Regions from separate parts of the Homo sapiens genome. Here all the other regions are linked to region 3. The links are chromatin loops, found by intact Hi-C in ENCODE. Cell type or tissue: chondrocyte. All regions are shown on one strand.

Region 1 (8,000 bases), 400 kb after region 3:
ACCCTTTTATACATTTGCTATGAAAACAAGAGACTCTCTATCTTTTTGAGAGGGATTGGTCTTTGTTGGTTTCAGGTTTTACCCTAAAGTTAATGGTTCCATTTGACTTAACTAGAAGTCGACCCCGAATTCCAATTAATTTTCAGCTAACTTCCTTCAGTTAACCTCTGTGCAGCCTGACTGAATTCTGAATTCTTATTATATTTTTTTCTTTTTAGAAGGATGAAAACCAAATCAGTTATAGTTTTCACGTCTCTCATTCATAACCCTAAAGTCATCTAATAACATATTTGTCAAAGTGCTTTACATAAGCAACTCTGGCATTCCAGCTTTCTGAGATCTCTCTTTTGATTTAGCAAAAGGAAATAATTTCCTCAAATGCTTCTGAGGTTTCCCAAAGGTGGCCATTTGTCTCAGATCAGGCTAGGATCACCTCTTCAATCCTCCTCAGACCACCCCTATCCATTTTGTAACTGCCCCTCCCTTTTGTTTTCCTCTGCATGGTACCTTCTTCACTTCTACTTATCTCAACAATAGTTGATGCAAAGCATAATACAGCCTTGCCCATCTTTTACCAAAGCAAAATAAACAGTAGGCTATTATTTTAAAAACTTTATTGAAGCTTTGTGGTAAACAGAGGGTAATTTAAACACTAATCTGGAAAGATTTAAAACCTGTTCTGAGTTTTCTAGAGCCCACAGGTCTTATTCATTCCCAGAGGTCTCATATTGACCCCCTTCCTCTTTAGCCACTCAGCATGCCATCCTGTTGCTGAGAAGAAAAGCCCTTATCTCCTCAGATTAGTGACCTCTGTCTTGTGCTCTCTCTCAAACTCTTGGGCCTACAACACACTCCCTTTAAGGAAGAAAAAACAGGTGAAAAGCCCATTAATAGCACAATAATCCTCCAGAGATGCAGTCTTACTCCAAAGAAAACAACATTTTACATTTTTATGCATTGTAAGATCTGGGCTTTGCCTCTGCATAACTAAGAGATGCATTAAAATATTATTTTTCTTGTGTACACAAAAGCTCAGGTATCCCAGTGATAAATTCTGTCTTCACCTTGGGAGTTACAAGCACAAACTCCAAGGTAGCTTTTTAAAAATAGCAACTTTTAGTCCTGCTTTAAATATTCTAAAGCACATATGACTAATTAGGCAGACTGATAATAATTTACCATGTTAGCTTACCACTTAAATTCCACCTTCCGGATAAGAAATAAGATGGCTTACCAAAAAGTCACTACCACTGGACTAAGATAAAGAAAAAATAAAATTTAATGAGAAATGGAAAAATAATTGTGCCAGTAATCAGGGATGAGTTATTATAATAAGGACTAAATTTGATTTTGGACTTCTTAGAAGACAAAATCAAAAGGCACGAGGGTTTGTCCAGTTGATTAACCTGATGTCTTATACAATCCTATGATGTGGTGAATGGTTGTTTTAGATTCTCTTGGGTAGATCCAGAGAGAAGTGGGGCTAGAACCCACAGCTACTGTGTAAGGCAGGAGTTGGTAAACAGTTTGTGTAGTTGGCCAGAGAGTAAATATTTTAGGCTTTGCAGGGCTTTGTGGTCTCTGTGGCAGTTACTCAACTTGGTAAGTGTAAGACAAAGGTACCCATAGACAATCTGTAACTGAATGGATGTGGCTATGTTCTAATACAAAAACGTGGTGATCCAGGCTTGGCTCACAAAGCAGTAGCTTGCTGACCCCCGGTGTGAGGGTATGTATTAGGTAAGGGACTGCAGTGAATGGATGAGAAAGCTCCTTCTCTGGAAAGGGGGACTAGTTAGGTTGAATGTGTGAGATATTTATTTTGTAACCATTTTCTTAATGGCAACCACTTAAATAGTATAAGGTGCAGGACCCCCAAAACTTGATACAGCCCCCATGCATGGGCAGTGAACAAGTAGATACAAATGTGGAAATGTCATGAAATCAGGGAATGATTCTGGACAGGTATATATGTAATGCCTTCACTTCCTCTTTGCAATTCATGTAAAATATTTAAGTAATAAAATCAAATTTTCTTTTCCATATCAACTCACACAAGGTTTGAGCCAGACCTGTATAACCTCACCATTTCCATTGTGTTTTCTTTGAAACTACTTCTGAAAGTATTTTAAAGTTATCTTGGGGATTAGCCATATTTTCAGGCCATTTTTTCACTTCCAAGAAAAGTTATGGTGGCTTGACTGATGCTATAGAGTAGAATCCAGGGCAAGTACACGATAAGACAGAAGGAGTATCTGTGAATTCTGTCAGTTTTTTTGTTTGTTTTGTTTTGTTTTGTTTTTGAGACAGAGTCTTGTTCTGTCACCCAGGCTGGAGTGCAATGGTACAATCTTGGCTCACTGCAACCTCCACCTCCTGGGTTAAAGCAATTCTCCTGCCAGCCTCCCGAGTAGCTGGGACTACAGGTGCGCACCACCACACCCAGCTAATTTTTTTTTGTATTTTCAGTAGAGACGAGGCTTCACTATGTTGGCCAGGATGGTCTTGATCTCCTGACCTTGTGATCCGCCCGCCTCGACCTCCCAAAGTTCTGGGATTACAGGAGTGAGCCACCACACCTAGCCCTGCCAGTTTTTAAAAGTTGCATACCACCATCTCCTCCACACACCTTCAAACAAGTATTTTATCAGTCGGAGCTGCCTTTGTTTACCTGCTTTAGTCTCTCATAAGAATCCCTTTGTTCTCGAAAGTATCTTGATTTGGTTTAAGGTAATCTTACATTAAACTCTTCCCCCAACCAGAGAGCCTTAAACAAAACACTAAAACTAATATGCAAGCTGGGAACCATGATTATGGATTTGCTGCTGTGTAGCCCAAATGCATGGAAGACTTTCTTGAATATTTGAGGAATGGAATGGCATAATTAACTTTTAGGTTGATTGAAATACATCTTTTAAAGTTTTCCAGTATGTAGACATATCCGTCAGAAGGATTCCATATGGATTTGCATTTATTTATGTGAAAAAATGCTATCAGAGCCTTTTGTTCACCCCCCAATCATGCCATCTTTTTGTAGGTAAAGAAGATTCAATACAGGCTTACTGCAAGCAGAGAGAATGGTTTGCTCTTTCTGAATTATCTACAAGAGAGAGAACATTTCCTGGAAAGGCAATCCTCCATAAGTGGTAGATCTGTCTCTATAAGTTATATCAAATACTGGCACCTACTGGTGAAAATATGACAGAGCAACTATCACACACAAACTACTGAGTCAGAGAGAAAAAAGAAACGAAGATTAGAAATTTAAAATATGAAATCATGGATACCCCTGACAGAAATAAATTATCACGGTTGAGAGAGAATGATAAAGTTCATGGAGAGAAAGAGATTCTGGAGACTGGTAGCCCACATGAAAATTTTTTAAAAAATAGCTAAGAGATGACCATTACTAACAGACATGATGCAGTTGTAAAGCCTCAGTATCCAATATAGCAGTGACTACCACTTCACTTGTCAAAAGTTTTCTATTTATTACTAAAACCAATAGAAAAATCCTAAATTTTATTTGATTAAAATTTTACTTAATTCCTGCAATCATTCATTTAAAAAATATTTATTGAGCACACTGACTATATTTTAAACACTATTCTAGGCTCCAGGAACACAGCAGTGTAATGACAAAGCCCCTGCTCTTGTGAAACATGTTCTATTGGGGAGGGGGGTCAGCCAGTAAAAAAAAAAAGTAAATAATAACTAGAATACATAAGGAACTTAAACAACTCAATATCAAAAAACAATCGTATTGTAAAATGGGCAAATGATCTGAAAAGACGTTTCTCAAAAGTAGATATACAAATAGCAAACAGGTATATGAAAAATGCTCAACATCACTAATCGTCAGGGAAGTGCAAATCAAAACCAAAACAGTATGGAGATTCCTCTAAGCACTAAAAGTAAAACTACCATTTGATCCAGCTACCATTTGATCCACTACTGGGTATCTACCCAGAGGAAAATAAGTCATTATACGAAAAAGATACATGCACAGGTATGTTTATAGCATCACAATTCACAATTGCAAAAATATGGAACCAGCCCAAATGCCCATCAATCAACGAGTGGATAAAGAAATTGTGGTACATATATATATGATGGAATACTACTCAGCCATAAAAAGGAAATAATTAATGGCATTCACAGAAAACTCGATGAAACTGGAGACTATTATTCTAAGTGAAGTAATTCAGGAATGGAAAACCAAATATCATATGTTCTCACTCATAAGTAGGAGCTAAGTTATGAGGACGCAAAGGCATAAGAATGATATAATTGACTTTGGGGACTTGAGGGAAAGGGAAGAGGGGGGTGAGGGATAAAAGACTACACATTGGGTTCAGTGCATACTGCTTGGCTGATGGGTGAACCAAAACCTCAAAAATCACCACTAAAGAACCTACTCATGTAACCAAATACCACCTGTTCCCCAAAAACCTATGGAAATAAAAAAATTAAAACCAAAACCAAAATGAGATACAATCTCATCCCAGTTAGAATGGCTATTATTAAAAAGAGTAATTTTAAAATGCTGGCAGAGAAAAAGGGAACACCATACACTGTTGGTGGGAATGGAAACTAGCAGAGCTGCTACAGAAAACAGTAAACAGCTTCCTCCAAACAATAAAAATAGAACTATCATATGCTCCAGCAATCCCAGTGTTGGTAATATTTCCAAAATAAAGGAAATCTGTATATCAAAACGACATCTGCACTCCCATGTTTATTGCAGCACTATCCACAATGGCCAAGTTATGGAATCAACCCAAGTGTCCATCAATGGATAAATGAATAAAGAAAATGTGGTATATATACACAATAGAATACTATTTGGCCATAAAAAGATTAGAAAAGATTAAAAATTTAAATGAAATTCTGTCATTTACATCAACATGAATGGAACTGAAAGTCATCACGTTAAGTGAAATAAGCCAGAAGACAAACAGCACATATTTTCACACATATATGGGAACTATAAAAGTGAATCTCATGGAGATAAAAGGTAGAATGGTGGTATCAGAGGCTGGGAAGGGTAGGGGGAGGGGGAATGAGAGATTGCTTAAGGGATACAAACAGACATTTAGATAAAAAAAAATAAGTTCCAGCATTTGATAGTACAGTAGGGAAATTCTAGTTAACAATAGTTTATTATGTATTTCAAAACAGCAAGAGAAGATTTGTAATGTTCCCAACACAAAGAAAAGATAAATAGTTTAGGTGATGGATATCCCAATTACCCTGATTTGATCATTACACATTGTATACAGGTATCAAAATACCACATGTACTCCTTTTGGGTACATGTACAACTTTTGGGGTATATGTATAACTAATATTTATCAACAAAAATTAATAGAAACAATAAATATGTAATATTTCAGATATGTGGTAGGGAAAAATGAAGTAAAAAAGAGGTTAGGAGTACTCTTGCTATTTTATATAGGGCAGTCAGGGAAAGCTTCATGATAAAGTAACTTACAAGTATTTCATAAAATTTTTATGCCTTCAGATTGGAAGATGTAACTTCTTACTTCTTCTATAAGCTATACAATAAGTATTCACGCATTAAGGTATTTACATCTATTTGGTCAGTTTATGGAGCAATGGGAAAAGAGAAGCCACCTTCCAGGTACCTACTATGTGCCACACACTTTATATACTATATATGTTATCTCATTTAATCCTCATCATCAACCTCTGAAGTATTAGTAAGCTTGCTGTATAAACGGGGACACTAAAGTTCAGTGAAAATAAGTGAATAACCCAAGACCATATAGTCGTTAAGTATCAGAGGTAGGATTTGAACCCATGACTGATGGGATTCAAAGTCGTGAAGCTAAAGCTGGATGCCCTACGTAGCTACTGGAAAGTGCCAGTCAGAGAAATTATACTGCCTTGCATACCAAGTGATGTAAATTTACTTTTTATCTAGACTTACCTTAGGGCATGCAGAACTTTCTACTTTGTATTTATTTATATTGTGTCAATTTTCCCCAAGAGGTTATATAAGCTTTATGAGAGTGGCATCTGTGTCTGAATCATCTTCGGTGTCTGGTAGAGTGTCAGAACCTTGGCGGGAACCTCTTAAACATATGCCTAAATACTTAACTGAATGAAATAAACCCAGAAGCTTAGAATTAAGTCACTAACTATTAAGTCTTTCCTCAAATAACACCAATGTTTTTTGAACAACACACTAGGGAAAAGTCTTATGGTAACTAAGAATGTCACCTGCTTCTACCAAGGTAATTAATAAAGAGTTAAATCATAAGCACTTAAATCAAATTAGAAACAGGATTTGCAGGTGAAATTCACAATATTGACTAAGTGGGTTTCAGTGTTCTTTGAAGCAAAGTCTTAATTGTTGTTGTTGGTAGTGATGTTTTTCTAACACAAGGAGCCCCTCCTACTGCTAAGCACATGAGTTCCATGACCTTTAACCTTTGGAGTTAAACCTTTTGAGAATATATCTGAGAATTGTATATATATACACAGATATATATATATACGTATATGTATGCCATTCTTTATATATATATAAAGTTTATATTTGTTATAGATTCCATAGTCATATTTCCCCTTTGTAAACCACTGGACTAGAGGATCAAAAATGCTTTTTGAACCTGTAGTCATTTTTACTCTTCAGAGTAATAAATGAAACAGTACTTCTTTCATTCTTGGAAACACTACTTAAGGGCATCTTTGTAACCAAGCAGGTGAGAGATTACTACACACTCAAGACTAAACTAGTGGAGAAACCATGAACAGATTCTGTAGAATAATGTAGAACAGTGTCTTTGTTATGCCCAGGGTCAATTTGTAAACAGCTTTTGCTTCTTCTGGCATAGAGGAAAAGAAAGATTTGAGGATATGAAAAGAATGACTCTTACAGCAGGGGAATAAGTGGACATCTGCAACATGGCTGCAGGCCAAGAGATAAGGAGAGTAAAGACAGTGTGCCTCCCTGCAAAAGGGCAGGGCCAATGGACGGAAAGCACAATATATCTGATACCAAGTTTTAAATTTCCTTTCTGCATTGTAAATCCCTGGTATTATCCTCAAGCCTTAAACAAGACAACTTTCTGTTAGCTGGGTTTTGAGAAAGAGGCTGTTTTCCACAGTTTGGGGATGAAATGGGTCAGAGAGAGGTAGTAGTATCATGGAGAACCAGTTACTAGGAAGCAGGGGTGACTGAAAGAAAAGCTGTTATGTATGTGATACTAAGTGAGGGGACAAGAGAAAATTCACGTTAAGCTTGTGACACACGTAAAAATACCCAGGGTTCCTCAATCTTACTGGGAGAGGAAAGTGACCCCCAACATTCTCAAATAATCATGTTCCTAGTTTATATTAAAGGGAGAGGTAATGCAGCCCCTCCACCAATCTCTAAGGACTGAAGAACTAGACACATTTGAATTATACTATAGTGGTGCCTTTGTTTTCAAGGATAATAAAGGGCATTGCCAAAAGGCACATGTAAGAGCAAATGTATACATATGGAAAATTCATTGAGTAGTCTCAGGTCATGGCACAAAATGAAAAGATAGTTTGTATTTAAATAGTTCATAAAGTATATCCACATTTTCCCTAGACTAATATTTACTTACTTTATTACTTCAAACTATCCCTTTAAAAATGGATCATCAACTGGAAGTCATAATAATTTTGTTTTATTGCTTGCCATATGGGATTTTCTCCCGAATATTTGGACATTATAACTGCAGACAATTTGAGAATCTTTACCTCGGAGGCTCTCCATCCAACACCATTTTAAGAGAAGGGAAGTGACATTGCCACAAATATCCCTGATGTTCATCTCCTCTATAAAATCCCCATGCTTAAACCCTCACAGGAAGAACTTCCAAAGGAGAAACCAATGTTTTTGTACACCCAATACTTCTGGGCAATTTTCAAAATTTGATTTTCTGATGTTTGAGATGGTGATGAAGTAGTAGGGAGAGGGAGAGGTGTAGCTAATGTGCTTC
Region 2 (8,000 bases), 140 kb after region 3:
TTTCGCTATCTCCTCAGAGGTAACCAATGTCCTAAATTTTGTATTTATCATTCCTATTATTTTCTTTATAGAATATGTTTATATCTCTAAAAATACATTATTTACAGCCGGGTAAAGTGGCTCATGCCTGTAACCCCAGCACTTTGGGAGGCCGAGGCAGGCAGATCACCTGAAGTCAGGAGTTCAAGAACAGCCTGGTCAACATGGTGAAACTCCATCTCTACTAAAAATACAAAAATTAGCTGGGCGTGGTGGCACGTGCCTGTAATCCTAGCTACTTGGGAGGCTGAGGCAGGAGAATTGCTTGAACCGAGGAAGTGGATGTTGCAGTGAGCCAAGATCGCGCCACTGCACTCCAGCCTGGGTGACAGAGCAAGACTGTATCTCAAAAAAAAAAAAAAAAAAAAAAAAAAACCAAAAACAAACAAACAAAAAACATTATTTACATTTGCATGCTTTTGACTTGTGTATAAATGGACACATGCTGAATATAGTCTTCTATAACTTGCTTGCTTTTCTTCACTTAACATTAGATTCTTAAGAGTTGCTCATGTTGTTACATGCAGTTGTGATTTTTTCATTCACGTTATCTTGTAAGATCCCATTGTGTAAATATGCCATCATTTATCCATGCTACTCTTGATGTGCATTTTGGGTTGTTGCTAGTTTTATGTTCTTGTAAACAGTGCTATTGGGAAGATTCTTGTCTATCTCCCTTGAACAATGTGCAGGAATTTCTCTAGACTAAGTACCTAGGAGTTGAATTGCTGGATAATATGCATACATATCTTTGACTTTGTTCAATAATGCCAAATTATTTACTAAGGAAGTTATACCAATCTAAACTTCTAGCACCAATGTGTATTTCCATTGCTCAACATCCTTGTTAACACTTGATCTTGTTATATTTTTAGAGTTCTTCCAAACTAATGGGTCAGAAATGGTATGACTGTGGTTTTAATTATTGTTAGTGGTATTTTAGTAATAATATAATAGTAATAATAATATGGTTATTAATTCTCAGGGGAAGGATTTTCCTTCTTTCACTCACTGCTGGGGTACAAGATGAGAACTTTTCTTTGTAGTCCCTATACATGGGATGGATTTATTTCACTCTTTACACTGAGAGTATAGGCTGTTGGTATATCAGCTTTATGTAGGAGGTGAGGGTGAGGGGATGTAGGCAGTCTCCTCTAAAACTGATGACCTTGAATAGTCTCTGGAGTTTGTCTTCTGTATCCAAGGTCTCACCAGTCCATGGAAATTAAAGCTCAGTTTTGGCAGTTATCCTCAGAATAAAAGGTGAGCCTTAATATCTGGTACCTAATCAGGATCCTGCTTTCACAGTATTTCTTACTTTCTTGCAAGCTAAAAGTGGATTTTTTTCATTGATTTTCATGTAAGCACAGCCAGGCTACATGGCTCACCATACTGCCTGAAATAGGATCCTAATTGCTTGACTTTGAAATTGATTCCATTTTCAACCTTTAGTTACTTTCAAATGTATTTCATGATATTGTGCCAGAGCAATCTGTAATTTGATGTTTGAAGGACATATGTACCTCCTCAAATTATCCTCTTCAGATTTACAAACTAGAAAATTCTCAGTGGAGATGGCTGACCTACCACTTGTTCAAGATTTTACAATGAGACAAAAAGTTGCCATTTGCAAGCATTTGAGGAAAATTTTTGGGTGTTCATCAAGGGAGGAGAGAAAAAGACTGCCTAGGGTGTTTCCCATTTGCTGCCTGCTTTAATTTTTCATTTATAATTCCTTGCTCAGAATTTCATTGAAGAGGGGAATTTCTAGGAAGCATTGGCATTCATGCTCTAAAAATGCCCTGTCTTAACTTCCCTAATGCAGCCTTAACAATGATGAAGATCCCATACCCAGTTTGATTGTGCTGTGTAAAATTTGAATGTGACTTGACTACTACACATAGAAGAACATTAAAAGACCCATACTAACAAAACAATTACTGACAGGTTTTGTTAGGGCTGCAAAATAGTGTGTTTGCATTTCCCCCCCTCCCCACCTTTCTTTTTTGGATAGGTTTCATGTGAATTCATGTGAGTACCTTGATTGAATTAAATAATTCATGTAAATCACCCAAGGCAGTGCCTGAGGTAGTGTCTGTTAACTAAATAGTAGGTATTTCTTCTCTCTTACAAGCTAGGACTGTAAGGACTGTGTTAGGACTCACTGGTGTCTACCTTGGCCAGTAAGACCAGATAAGATGGTGCTGTACAAAGCTGCTCCTGCATGGTAAAAGGCTGGAGAAATAGTTGCTACTTCATTTAATTTACCTTTTATTTCCTTCTTACCCTGGACTTTCATCTGCACACCAGGATGCTGGAAAATTGCTCAGAAAGACTCAATTTTTGGCAAAGTTCCCTTTAGGGCACATACTGCCTTTTTCACTGGCCCATGGTTTCTGAGAACTGCCCTCATCGCTGCAAATGAGGACTTCACCAGCCCCTCCAGTCCCTTCCCTGCAGACAGCCTGCCTTGGTCCTAGGGGAAGGACAAAGGGAGCCTGTCACTGCAGGCCCTTCTCCAGCAAGGGACTGGGAAGGGGCCAACATGCCTGCAGGCTCCTGTATTGACAAGTTGCAGCATCCTTAAGAGCAGCCAAGAAATAAAATGGTAATTTGTGTTTGCATCTGGAATTTCTGAGCTTCAAAATCTTGGATCACAGCACTCTCAATAACAGAAAACAGGACACACATATAAATATCCATATCCATATTAGCCTCTTTGTTAAACTCTGTCTGGGTCAGCAGCTCGAGACTGAAAAGTAGCAGGATGATTGTACAGGAAGTAGAATGAACCTGAATGCTGTGTTTCAGGGCAGGGGACAGCGGGCATGAGAGGGACGAGAATGGCCTCCCCATTTAGTGGACCCTGAGCCATCCCCCCAGGGACATCTAGAGTTTGACTATATTATGGCTTAAAACAGCTCTTATGGACTCTCTAGGGGACCTGATCACCACTGATAATGTGGTTTCCAAGGAAAAGCCAATTTCAAATTATAAGCAACTGATTTATAAATGCACTTTGGGGATGCTGCCATCTGTAGGTGAGAGGCCACATGACTCCCCTGTCATCAGTGCCCTGATACTTTGGCAGGGTTACAAGCCACGCTGTGCCTCTTTGTGGGGCTCTCTTTAGCTGGGCAGTGGGCTAAATGTGGTATTCGTTGGATAGCACCAGAAGCCTATCCATGCAACATATTATCTCCACTTGCCTGTTCTGCTGCCTGAGGTTTCCCCATGAGGATCAGGAAGTTTCCACAATGAGAAGAAAGCCATTTGGGGAACCCTGTAAAAAACTAGTGTGTTAAGGCATTATGTAAATATGAGAGTGGATAAATGACTTAGCTGATATGTACAGCAAAGACTATTCTGATTATCAACTTGGGAGTTCTAGATAAGGTGTGTAATACAATTGTTTTCAAACTCTTTTGATTGCTACCTGCAGTAAGAAATATGTTTTATATCACAATCCAAAACACACACATACCATGCACACAGTATGCCATCAACTCCAAAACTCTGTCAGTCGTCAGTCACCATTATTTTAGGTATCACTAAAAAAGAAAAATGATACCAATTAAACTATGCCATTCCATTGATTATAGAGCTCATCTTGGGTTCAGGGAAATTAAAATGTTAAAAAGTGTTGTTTTAGAGTCAATAAAATATGGTATATGTGTGTGTGTGTGTGTGTGTGTGTCTGTGTATAATTGAAACAAAAGTGTCATGAAACAATGCTCACTTTTACTATGTATGGTATATTATAAGTATCTGCTATTTTCCCCTATTCTAATCTAATGTATTTTATTGCAAATAAAGCTGGTCCCACTAAATTTATGGAATGGCTCACTAATGTTTTAATTTAATTTTAAAGTGTTAAGTCTGAGCTATAGTATTGTTTTGAAATAGGGAATTGGAAATGATACACTGAGATTGATTTCTTATCTCAAACCAGATGTCATGCTGTATGTTTTAGTCATCTATTTCATTCAAATGTAAATTGATGGTCTACTGTTTAAGTTAGGACTCTTGATGGCACATGACAGAAACCAGTTTCGAAAAAGCTTTGAAGAAAGGATGGGCTTATCATCTTATGTTAGGGCAGAGGTATGCTTGTGGGGCCAAGCAATACTGGAACCAAGGGCTCAAATATTGTGGGATCTCTCTTTCTCTCTTTCTCTGTTTTGTTTTTGCTTTTCTTTGATGGCTTCATTCTCTCGAATTAGCATTCTGTATGAGATTTAATCTTTGTCGTTGGCAGCTTCAGGGCTCACATCTTCCTCATTTTACCACCAGAGAAAAATCCTTCCAAGATTCTCATTGGTTCATGTAATTGGTTCATATGATTGCTCCTGTAGTCAAGGGATAGGATAAACTCACCTCTACTAGAACCACATAGGTATGAGGAATAATGCAGTTTTCCAAAAGAAAGGCTCTTCTTTCTTTGAGAGGAACACAATAGATGTCTATCACACCTAGGAAGTGCTAGCACCAGGCATTGTGTGCTGGGGTGTAGCCTCACACAACAGGTATTGCCAAAAGCCTGCAGATGATCATTTTGAAAACTAGAATTGCCGTCAGCTTAGTTGCACCTTCACTTTCCCACTAGAGCTTGAGTCTCCCAGTGAAGATAATAATAACTGACAACAGCTACTGTGTGACTATCAGTTCAAGGGCACCGAATGGAGAAATCGGTGCTTTCAAGAGAGAAGCTACCCAGAAAAGAAATGATTCTACCTCCCAACACAGGCAGAGCTGGATAAAATAGCCATCTGTAAAAAACTTCAAGTAAAGTCCAGGTTTTTGTTCTTGGGTGCTCGTGTTCTATTCCCTGTTGGGGAACCGGAGAATGTTTTATAAGGAAGAAGCCTTAGGTTTCAGCTGAGCAGACTGCAGCCTGTCACTTTCAGGCATTCTCATGATGTTCATTTCAGTGTTTCAGTGCTGTTTTCTGGAAATATCTTTCTTCACACTCTCTTCTCTCTGTCTCTCTCTGCCATTTAATGTACTATATTAAAATATCAATCTACAGCTGGCAATTAAAAGTTTGCTGCCTACAATTCTCAGTACACACTGTGGCGATTTTATTTTATTTTCTTAGACTCTGTCTTCTCTGAATTCAGTTATTCTCAGTTTTGCCAAGATGTGCCAGAATTTTGTAAGTTATACTGCTGGGTTACTGCCAAGAACGACGTACCAGTCGCAGCTTTATTTGGGCAGCTTTTTGTGCCTTAAATACAGTATCTGTTTCTGTAAGTACAGCCTTCACTGAGGGAGATGGATGTCTCATTCTGATATTGATGGAACAGCTTGAGCATATCAGTAATGTGTAGGCTAAAGTCTCAAGGGGAAGAAAACTTTTGAGAGCCTTTGTTAGTTTCACAGGGGCAGTAAGGGGAAACAAACCCTGACCGTATTCCCTGAAGAGTTTGATGTCTAGCTGGGAAGAAAAAACTCGAAATGGCTTCTGAAAATCCAACGCAACATAAAATCAGTGCTGATTTAAAAATGTGAACAGAGTGCATCAATGTGAATGGAATGGTTAGGAAAGATAAACTGGGGGAGCTAGGCTTTGAAATAGCTTTAAACACAAGAAAGGAACTGAGAGGAGGGAAAGGGCTTTCAGGTAGGTTTCTGAGTCATGAAGACAGAAACAAGGAGTGAAATTGCATGAGATTTAGAATCAGAAAAGTTCAATCCTTGTTCTCCTATAACTGATAATCACTTCATTCTCTGAGCTGAGAATACAATCATAAACAAAGTGTCAAAGAGTTGTTGCCCTCCCCAGGTTTACATTCTAGTCACTGAATGATACCTGCCTCATAAGGTTGCACTGAGGACTTAAAGAGGCAATGGAAATGAAAGACCAGGCAGATTTTTAAAATGATGTGCCATGGTAATTTGTTTATTGCCAGGTGTAGAAGGAGGAGGGCAATTTGATTTGCTTGACTGCTGTTGTCCCAGCTAGAGGTTGAGGATGGGAGTGTTCTAGGGTAACATAATTTGAAAACAGGTACTATGCCCTTCTAAACACTTCTGGTGTCCCATTTTACAGATGAGCAAACTGAGGCTCAGGAAAGAAAAGTGGCTTCCCAAATCAGGATGGCACTGGAACTTAATCCCAGGGCTTTTTCAGTTGCATCCTACCAGAGAGGATGGCCATGAGCAGTTGAGGAAACTCAGTGTCTGCTTGCTGTTTCATGGGATATAACATCTATGCCCTGAACAAATCAGATAAAAGTAGACTTCTACCACCGATCCCCCAAAGGCTTTCTCAGATTTTCAGATTCCTTCATTCTGAGGGAGGAAACCGAATTAACTTAACAAATGTAGGTTTTCAAAGTATTTAAATCACTGTTTTTCTAATACTTTTGACAAGACCCACAGGAAGAAATATATTCTACTGTGACCTATTGTTAGAGTGAATATATTATTTATTGTACAAATCAGGAAGGTTTTGAGTGTGAAAGAGAATGCTATTAATAATAATGTTAGATGGTAACCATGTGAGGTGATGGATATGTTAATTAGCTTGATTATGGTGATTATATCACAATGGATACGTATTTCAAAACATCATGTTGTAAACCTTAAATATATATAATTTTGCCCATTATACCCCAGTAAAGCTGAAAAAGTAATGCTGGGACAACAGGCATAAAATGGGACTGTGCTATGCAAACTGGGGATACCCTACCACACATACACCTATATAAAAACAAAAATTGTACAAAGTAAGGTTTATTCTTTATATGTGCAGTGCACCCTGACATTTTCAATTCTATTTCACTACAAAAATACTAGTCATGACCTACTAAATGGGGTCAACAGTTTGAAACATACTATTCTTAGTTGATGGTTGGTATCGCTGAGGCACTTATGATGGTAGTAAAGACAGGGATTTGGTAAGCTGAATGTCTGATATGTCCTATAAACTTGTTTCATCTGAACATTCTGTTGAATCTTCTGCCACAAGAAAAGCACTGGTAATAAACATTTTCTTCAGTTCATTCCCCATGATTAGCAAAAGGTTTAGACTAATCTTTCTGGATCCCTTTGTTCCATTTGGAACAAGAATCTTCCTCTGTGTATTTCCCCTCTTTTCTTACTCTTGCGCTTTTATCTATTAGTCTGCCACTTATTTAGGGATGTAAGGAATCCAAGGAAGAATGTCTCATTTACAGATCCTGGTTCTCTGTGTACTTGTTCTGAGCCTTCATCTTGGGGTTGAAGCTGGTGCTCTGAAAAGCTAAAGTTTCTTTTTCGCTCTACTCCTTCAAACATATACACCTTTACACACAACTCCTGGACATCTCTCCTCTGTTGAAACTTTGCCAAGATATAACAGAATAGATCTTGCCTGCTAGTCAGGCATACGGAACTGACTTCTGGGCTTCTTCAAAAGCCCCCATAAATTAGGACTTTCCAGAAGAGAAGCTTCTGCAGATTTAGCTATGGAGGAGAGAAGGGTTACCACTGTACCTGTGTCCACACAAGCTATGGACAGGCCCTTTGTTAGCCCATTTCTGTCACTAGAAATGTTTGTACACTCACCTGTGTTAACAAGAGCTTCAAGAATACAAGAGACCCGGCAATAGCACCTTTCAGCAATAAAATAACTTTTGGTGAGTCCCCATTTTGTAAATGTTTTTAAGTCATAAAGGCATATAGGGAACCACAGGGTTTTTCCTACCTCAAAGTGTAAACTATGGTAATGTCTTGAGCCTAAAAATCACTTTTTCCTAAAGCAAATTTTATTATCTGGATCATCTGAACTCATAGAGTAAACTTGACAACAGTTTACTTTTCTGAAAAAGATTGACTGTATGGCTTTTCCTGGTGGTTATTAAGATGAATACATATACATATGTTTATGAAAGATTTTCTAAATCACAAATCATACAGGATTGTTAGAGGAATTTTAAAAAACACACAGAAAACTTTGGAAGCACTGAGATTCTTGA
Region 3 (8,000 bases):
AAGAATCTAATGCTGCCACTGATCTGACAGGGGGTGGAGCTTGGGTGGTGGGGAGTGACTGTATATACAGATGAAGTTTCACTTGCTCTGCAGCCCTGTTCCTAACAGGCCATGAACCAGTACAAATTCGTGGCCTGGGGTTGCGATATATATTATATAGCTCTGGATCATATATATCAATAGTATAGATGGCCAGGCACAGTGGTTCATACCTGTAATCCCAGCAGTTTAGGAGGCTGAGGTAGGCGGATTGCTTGAGCTCAGAAGTTCAAGACCAGCCTGGGCAATGTGGCCAAACCCCATCTCTACAAAAATACAAAAATTATCTGGGTGTGGTGGTGTGTACCTGTGGTTCCAGCTATTCGGGAGGCTGAGATGGGAGGACTGGTTGAGCCCGGGAGGCAGAGGTTGCAGTGAGCTGAGATTGCGCCACTGCACTTCAGCCTGGGTGACAGAGTGAGACCCTGTCTCAAAAAAAATAGTATATAGGACAGGCGTGGTGGCTCACGCCTATAATCCCAGCACTTTGGGAGGCCGACGTGGGCGGATCACCTGAGGTCGGGAGTTCTAGACCAGCCTGACCAATATCATGAAACTCCATCTCTAAAAAAACAAACAAAAAAAAAAAACAAAAAAAAAACAAAAAAAAAATTAGCTGGGTGTAGTGGCGGGTGCCTGTAATCCCAGCTACTCAGGAGGCTGAGGCAGGAGAATTGCTTGAACCCGGGAGGCAGAGGTTGCAGTGAGCCGAGATCATGCCCCTGCACTCCAGCCTGGGCAACAGAGGGAAACTCTGTCTCAAAAAAAAAATACTATATAGATAACATTTATATCCTGTTATGCTAGAAATGTATCTCCTCCTAGCTAAGGCCAGCCCCTCTACATGGGGTCAGGATGACACCTCCTCCTGGCTTAAATTATTATTTTTATAGGTTTATTGACCCTCAGCCTCTGCGTATTTGAGAACTTGCTATTCATTAATTCTGCCATTCAACAGATATTTATTGTGTAGCTATTATGGGCCAGGTAATAGTCTGGCACTGGAGTACAACAATGGACAAACCTCCCTGCCCTCATAGAACTTGCATTTTAGTAAGCTATGTACCAGACATAGTGCTATGTTCTGGCCAAAGAGAGGTAGTGCTTGCAATGCAGGAAATGAAAGAACTCAGTCTAGTGGAAAGACAGCCACAAAATCACATCACACTGTATAATAAGTGCTGTGATGAGGCATGTGAACGTCCTTGATGCATGAAGGGGTCATGTGGCCTCATTGCAAATTTGGAGAGGGCTCCCAAAAAAACACAACACAGCCTCAGAATTGAATGATGATGAAGCAGAGATTGCTAGGGGGCTCTTTGGAGGAGGCAAGAGCATCCTTGAAGATGTGTGTGCATTGCTGCATGGACTTGTAGGGGACCCTCAAGGGTCCACACACTTTCATACTGTAGAGCTCATGTGAATTTGCAGTACAAATGTGGCTCTGGAACTGACGGTTCAATCCTGCATCTACCACTTGATAAATATGGGACCTTGCAAAATTATGTGATCTCAACCTCAGATTCTTCTTCCCAAAAATGAGACTGAAGTTAGTACTTCATTTAGGGTTCCTGTGAAGATTTGATGAGATCAACTATGGTGTGCTAGTTTTCTCTTGCTGTTGTCACAAATTACCATCAACTTGGTGGTGGCTTAAACAATACCCATTTATTATCGTACACTATTGTAGTTCTGAAGTGTGAAACGGGTCTCACTGGACTAAAATCAAGGTGTCAGTAGAGTTGCATTCCCTTCTGGAGACTCTTGGGGAGCATCCACTTCCTTGCCTTTCCCGGCTTTCAGAGGCTGCTTGCATTCCTCCGCTCATGGCCCTTACCTTCATCTTCACAGCCAGCGCTGTTGTATCTCTCTGACCACTCCTGCATCTTCACATCTTTTTGTGACCACAGCCTGGAAAGGCTCTTCACTTTTAAGATTTCATAGGATTTAATTGGGCTTACCTGGTTAATCTAGAATAATTTCTCCATCTCAAGGTCCTGAATCCAGCATCTCACAACTGCAAAGTCCCTTTTGCCATGTAAAGCAATAGACTCACAGATGCCGGAGATGATGGCATTATTGAAAACTAAAGTACAGGGTGGGAGCAGGCCCTAGCACAGGGGCTCAAGAGCCCCTTTACAGAATTTTCTGGGATTTTATTACCCTCTAGAGGTTTCCCACTGGTTACTTGGTGCCATTCCCAAGTAACCATTGGTATATTTCCCATTGGTTACTATGTAAATGAACTAGTGGCCTTGCAACCAATCAGAGGCTGAAGTGTACTTACAAAGGTTACACCCTATTCAAACATCTGATTGGTTGTGGAAAGCAACCAATCAGAGGCTAAAGTGAAGTTACAAAGTTACACTCCCATGCAAATGTCTGATTGGTTGCAAAAAGCAACTAATCAGAGATACTTTCAATTTTCCGTCTGCCACGCAGAAAAAGGGGGTGGGGGTTGCAAAGGGAGTAGCCTCTGGTTCTTTTGTTACTTAGGTATGGAAAGTTGGGGTTTCCTTTTGATTTAGTTCTAGGAAGTCAGCATGAATTGGCCTTAGCTTTCCTGCCTCCCGACCCTATTCTACTGCCTCAATTCTACAGTCACTTTCCAGTGTTGCAAGTATCTCAAGCCTGCTTTCACTATATAGACCCAGTCATTCCTCAAATACGTGCCTCCTTCTGGGGCTTCTGCTCACCAATTACCTGCTCAGCACCTCCAATTTGATGTCTTAGTGTGCTCAAGGATGAACTCATTATGCTCTTCTTGCCCCATTTACCTAACTCCAATGTCGCCAGCTCTTTCCTCAGTGTTCCCCATCTCAGTAAATGGTGCCCCCCTCCTGCTATTTGCTTATGTTGGAAACCTTGGAGTAGGGCTGCATCAATATCTTCTGGGATGCTTAGCACCAAAATGTGCCTTACTGTATTTTGAAATAAAAACAAATGACTGCATATTAAAAAGTAAATCTTTAAAAATTCTCATTTGCCCGTAGTAACAATTATGATACTCTAAAAATGAATATCAAATCCTTTTCAAAATAATTTAGGGCCCTATCTTTGCTGTTGCTCTAAGAACTATTTGGTAGTCCAGCACTGTCTAGGAGTCAATAGTCAGAAACCATTTCCTGTTGATTCTAAGACCTAAAATATTTTCAAATCTGCCTGCTCCTCTCTGGCACCAATGAACTGTACTCCAAGCCATCCTGACCACATGTCTGAAATTCTGCAATAGCCTCTGAACCCTTCTCACTGCTCCAGTTTATTCTCTACAAAGCATCTAGACCAGGCAGAATGATTTCAGGGACACACATAACTGATCCTGTCCTGTTGTTCTACTGCCTAAAACTTCTCAGTGGTTTCACATTGTCTTTAGGATAAAATCTCAGATCCTTAATAGGCCCAAGACCTTGCCACCTCGCTAGGAACCAGCCTCGCCTCTTGGTGTTCCTGGAAAGAGTCAAGCTCCTTACAAACCTTTATACACAATTTACTCTCTGCCAAGAGCTCTCTCCCCCTCCTGGCTTATCTTTCTCCAGTTCTTAGATTTAATGTTCTTTCTTCAGATAAGCCTTTCTTAACCTCCTACACCAGGTCAACGCTTCTTGTTAACCACTTCCTTAGTAACCTCCACTTTGCTTTGTAAGTAAATGATTATTTGTGTAACTAATAGTTTAATGTCCCCTCTTCATGTTAATGCAAACTTCCTGAGAAAGTGTTGGTAACACACAAGAGTAATTCAGGGATCCCTGAATCCAATTGTGTCTGATTCTAGGGCCCATGTCCACAACTACCAAACGTACGTAAATCTGCTCATTCTGGAAGATGGCTTTTTGCTTCTTTATTTCATGATAGCCAAATGTTGATGCATGGGAAACCCTGCATCATATAACATCGCTGAGCAAATTCTAGAGCAATGATGTTGGGCTACCCCTTTGTGTATGTTCTGTGAGTAGTGGACCATATACACCTCAGCTTTTACTTTTGTTGACTACAGGCTGGACTAGCTGGACTAGCTGCCCACATGCTTAAACAGAGGTAACATTAACCACTTTACAGGGTTGTAATAGTACTCATTTGTCCAATAAATACGTAATGAGCATTCAGTATAGGCCAGATGTTGGTTTAGATGCTGGGGATATCTTTAGCAGAGTGCTTACCTCCTTTAATGTTCCAGCTGGTCACTATTACTAGTAGTGTCATAATTGTGTGTCGATGCTTGCTTATGTCACGGAGTATGGGATTTGTGACGTTTGCCACTCATGGGCAGGGTCCCTGCGGCGCCTGGACCTCCAACGGCACAAGGGCGCGGACTCCACAGCATCACTGCGCGGCGTGGCCGCCTCTCTGCTCCAGGCCGCCAGAGGGCGCGTGGTCTCTACTGCCCCTCCGCTGTGCCTGAGCCTGCCCCTTACCAGCCACCCGGCCTCCGTTCCCCTCCCCAACGGCGCCTGTCCCGCCTTGCATTCCCAAGCTCCGCCCCCGTTGCCCGTAGCGGCTGTTTGTTGACTTCCGGGAGCGCGGTTGTAGTTGATCTCCGGAGTTTCGCCATGCGGAACTTGGGGGCTTTCGCGGCCCGCGTCGGTGCGGAGTAGCTGCTTTAGCCCCGACCAAACCGTCCTCTACAGCCTCCTGGCCCCGGCGCAGGCTGCCCGTACTGCCCGTGGCATGAGGGAGCCGGAAGAGCTGATGCCCGGTGAGTTGCGCCCGCGCCGGTGGCGGAAGGCCGGGAGGGAGGGTCCGCGGGCGGCCGGGCCCCGCCTCCGGATCGGCCCTGTAGGGGGACAGGCCCCAGGCTTGGCAGCCGGACTGGGGCGGGATCGCTGGTTGCGCTCCCGCGAATGACTGAGGGCAGAGGACCGGACGGGAAGAACAGGATGGGGGAGAACGGGAAAGAGGGTGCCTGTCTTTCGTATGCTTTTTAAATAAGCTCTTGATGAGCTTCTTGAAGGCAGGGACACTTTTTTTTTTTTTTTATGAGACGGAGTTTCACTCTTGTTGCCCAGGCTGGAGTGCAATGGCGCAATCTCGGCTCACCGCAACCTCCGCATCCCGGGTTCAGGCGATTCTCCTGCCTTAGCCTCCGAGTAGCTGCGATTACAGGCATGCGCCACCACGCCCGGCTAATTTTATATTTTTAGTAGAGACGGGGTTCCTCCATGTTGGTCAGGCTGATCTCGAACTCCCGACCTCAGGTGATCAGCCCACCTCGGCCTCCCAAATTGCTGGGATTACAGTCGTGAGCCACCGCGCCCGGCCAGGGAGGGACACTTTCTGTAAACTCCCCAAAGTGCGGACTCCAGACTTGTGCACTTTGGAGGTCCTGAGCTCCCGGTTATGTATTGAATGCAGTAAAGAGTGAGTGATCAGGGCTGTGGGGTAAAAGGGGATACAGGAAATAAATTGGACAAAGAGGGAGAAGAGGGACCCTTTAGCGAGTGTTTTTTAGCCTTTTTTTTCCTGAGCTCCATAGTTAGAAATACTTTTGACATTGTGACCCGATACTCCATATATACCGTGTAACAGAAATAGATGTCTGGTGAAGCAGTCCTTGTTCTATCCACTTAGATTCCACACACACCTTTTTGATAATGCATTCTTTTAAAATGCTGATCGTGATCCACTGAATTGATTTTCTGGCCCACTAATAGGTCACGACCATTTTGAAAAAACACTGGGTTTGAGCAGAATCATACCTTCACTGAAATATGTATGTTTTCTTCCATGCTCCTGGCCGGAACTGACATTCCTGGCCTGCAGTTCACAATTTAGTGAGACATACAGGAAAGTAAACAAAATGACCATATAAATTGACAGTAGATATTACAGGGCCAGAGCAGAGCCACCAAACCTTGGCTTGGGATGAGGGTATCAGGGAAGCCAGGGGAGCCAAGACAAAACAGTTAAAATGTTAAAGTAATTCATTCTGGGGAAACTCAGAGTCTGTTCTAGATCCTAGTCTCCCAACTCAATTATTAGTTGGAACTGAGATGCCTCACAGTGGTTCTCAAAAAGTTGTCCACAGTGGCTAGTCTCTTGCGTATTAATATTTATTATTAATACTTATATTCGCTATGTTTTCCTTTCTGGTACGAATTAGTTTATGTGTGATCACCCACCTTGGGATTTCCCCAAAAGCTGGACCTGGCCTACTATTTGGTGTATGTGTGTGTTTAAATGGTTATTGGGAAATGGTAGGGGTTTTTAGTCTTTCTTCAAAATGACGCTGTGCCACAACAGTTTGTGAATACTACTCAGATCAGGTAATGACTTGATGTAAGAATGTTAAAATCTCAACATCCCCATGTACTCCTCTCCCAATCTCCTAGGACCGTGGCATTTTGTGATGATGTTTTGGGGGGAAAGATAAACCGTCCTTTCCCATGTACTGTTTCTGGAAAGAGAAAAAGACATCTCTATAACTAACTATAGTGCATGAGTAAGATGAGAATTAGAAACTTCCTGAGTAGCTGTGTTGAGAGGATCTTTTCATTTTATAACTGGATCCCTAAACATTCTGAATTCTCAGAAATCAGGAAAAGCTAAAGTGCTCCTTTGTTGACGACTTGGTAACCTGTCTTTTATATTAACAATGTTGAAAGTTATATTTGACTACAAACTCTCCATTATGATGAATTGGTAAACAAAACATTCAACAGTTACGAATATACATGTGTGTAAGGGGGACCTTTTCTGTGTGAAAAGTAGAACACACAAGGGCTACTTTGTGCTAGGCAATATGGGTAGTGCATACCCTCTGTAACCTTAGAAAATAGTTGGAAAAAAACAACATTTGGGGTAACAAATGGTGAACTCTGTGTTTCAACACAGAAAAGCAGTGACTTTTTTTTTTTTTTTTTTTGAGACGGAGTCACAGTCACACTGTCGCCCAGGCTTGAGTGCAATGATGCTATCTTGGCTCACTGCAACCTCCGCCTCTGGGGTTCATGCAATTGTCCTGCCTCAGCCCCCCGAGTAGCTGGGATTACAGGCGCCCACCACCACGCCCGGCTAATTTTTGCATTTTTAGTCGACACGGGGTTTCACCACGTTGGCCAGGCTGGTCTCGAACTCCTGACCTCAAATGATCCACCTGCCTCGGCCTCCCAAAGTGCTGTGATTACAGGCGTGAGCCACCACTCCCGGCCGACATTTTTAAAGTATAGCTTTTTATTGCTTTGTGATGACCTCATCTTACATATTGTGCTACCTACCAATCTCTCTAATCAAACTGTTACACAAATCTTGCTGATTTGTGTAACAGTTTGATTAGAGAGATTGCTAGGTAGCACAATTATTTGCCATATAAATTCTACAGATCACGTAGTTCAGAGAAGCCAGTGATCATTTCCAACTCTTATGGTAGAGGAAGAGTTTACAGAGGTAGCTATTGAGCTAACACTTTGAGGATGCTAGGCTCTGGGCTAAGTTCTTTATACATGTCATCTCATTTAATCCTTACAACAACCTTTGAATACCTAATTGCCTTTAAAGCCTATGGTTTTTTTTCTAGCTGCTTTCCCTTAGTTCGAATGAAAGAGATAGTGGTGGAGTAATTTGTTTCTCTCTGTGCTGTCTCCGGTTTTATGGGTATTCATTGGGATTACCAACAGAGAAATTAAGAGTTCACCATTTTGGCCGGGTGTCATGGTTCACGCCTGCAATCCCAGCACTTAGGGAGGCCGAGGCAGGAGCCCAGGAGTTTGAGACCTGAGCCTGAGACCAGGAGTTTGAGACCAGCCTGAACAACATGCTAAAACCCAGTCTGTGCAAAAATTACAAAATTTAGCTGGACATGGTGGCACACGCCTATAGTCCTAGCTACTCCAGAGGCTGAGGCGGGAGGATTGCTTGGGCCCAGGAGGTCGAGGCAGCAGTTAGCCGTGATTGTGCCACTGCGCTTCAAGCTGGGTGACAGAGTGAGACCCTGTCTCAACAAAAATAAAAAGAGTTCACCATTTGGG

The links. A loop is a pair of places that touch in the nucleus more often than their neighbours do. Peaks named below come from ENCODE experiments on the same cell type or tissue, not always from the same donor. Only the 100,000 strongest peaks of a DNase experiment are listed, where the experiment ranks them.
Region 1: it touches region 3 in a loop (2.6-fold over the local background); 27 of 110 quality-filtered maps call a loop at or near these places.
Region 2: it touches region 3 in a loop (5-fold over the local background); 20 of 110 quality-filtered maps call a loop at or near these places.

What each region holds. Positions count from the first base shown.
Region 1 is chrX:37,922,079-37,930,078 of GRCh38, reverse strand. It overlaps a transcript of SYTL5 not described here. Among named protein-coding and RNA genes, the nearest start is that of H2AP, 65 kb to the left of the region's middle. In chondrocyte, CTCF peaks have their summits at 2,985 and 3,204 (motif pointing left); no DNase peak of the experiment used is centred here.
Region 2 is chrX:38,187,278-38,195,277 of GRCh38, reverse strand. All of the region lies in intron 1 of SRPX (sushi repeat containing protein X-linked), which reads left to right. Among named protein-coding and RNA genes, the nearest start is that of SRPX, 30 kb to the left of the region's middle. In chondrocyte, a CTCF peak has its summit at 3,075 (motif pointing left); no DNase peak of the experiment used is centred here.
Region 3 is chrX:38,324,072-38,332,071 of GRCh38, reverse strand. It overlaps RPGR (retinitis pigmentosa GTPase regulator), which reads left to right and starts at 4,563. Exons shown (of 15, transcript NM_001034853.2): 1 at 4,563-4,732. The coding sequence starts at 4,705. It also overlaps a transcript of OTC not described here. RefSeq lists silencers at 1-132, 4,625-4,874. In chondrocyte, CTCF peaks have their summits at 4,183 and 4,385 (motif pointing right); a DNase peak (open chromatin) is centred at 4,471.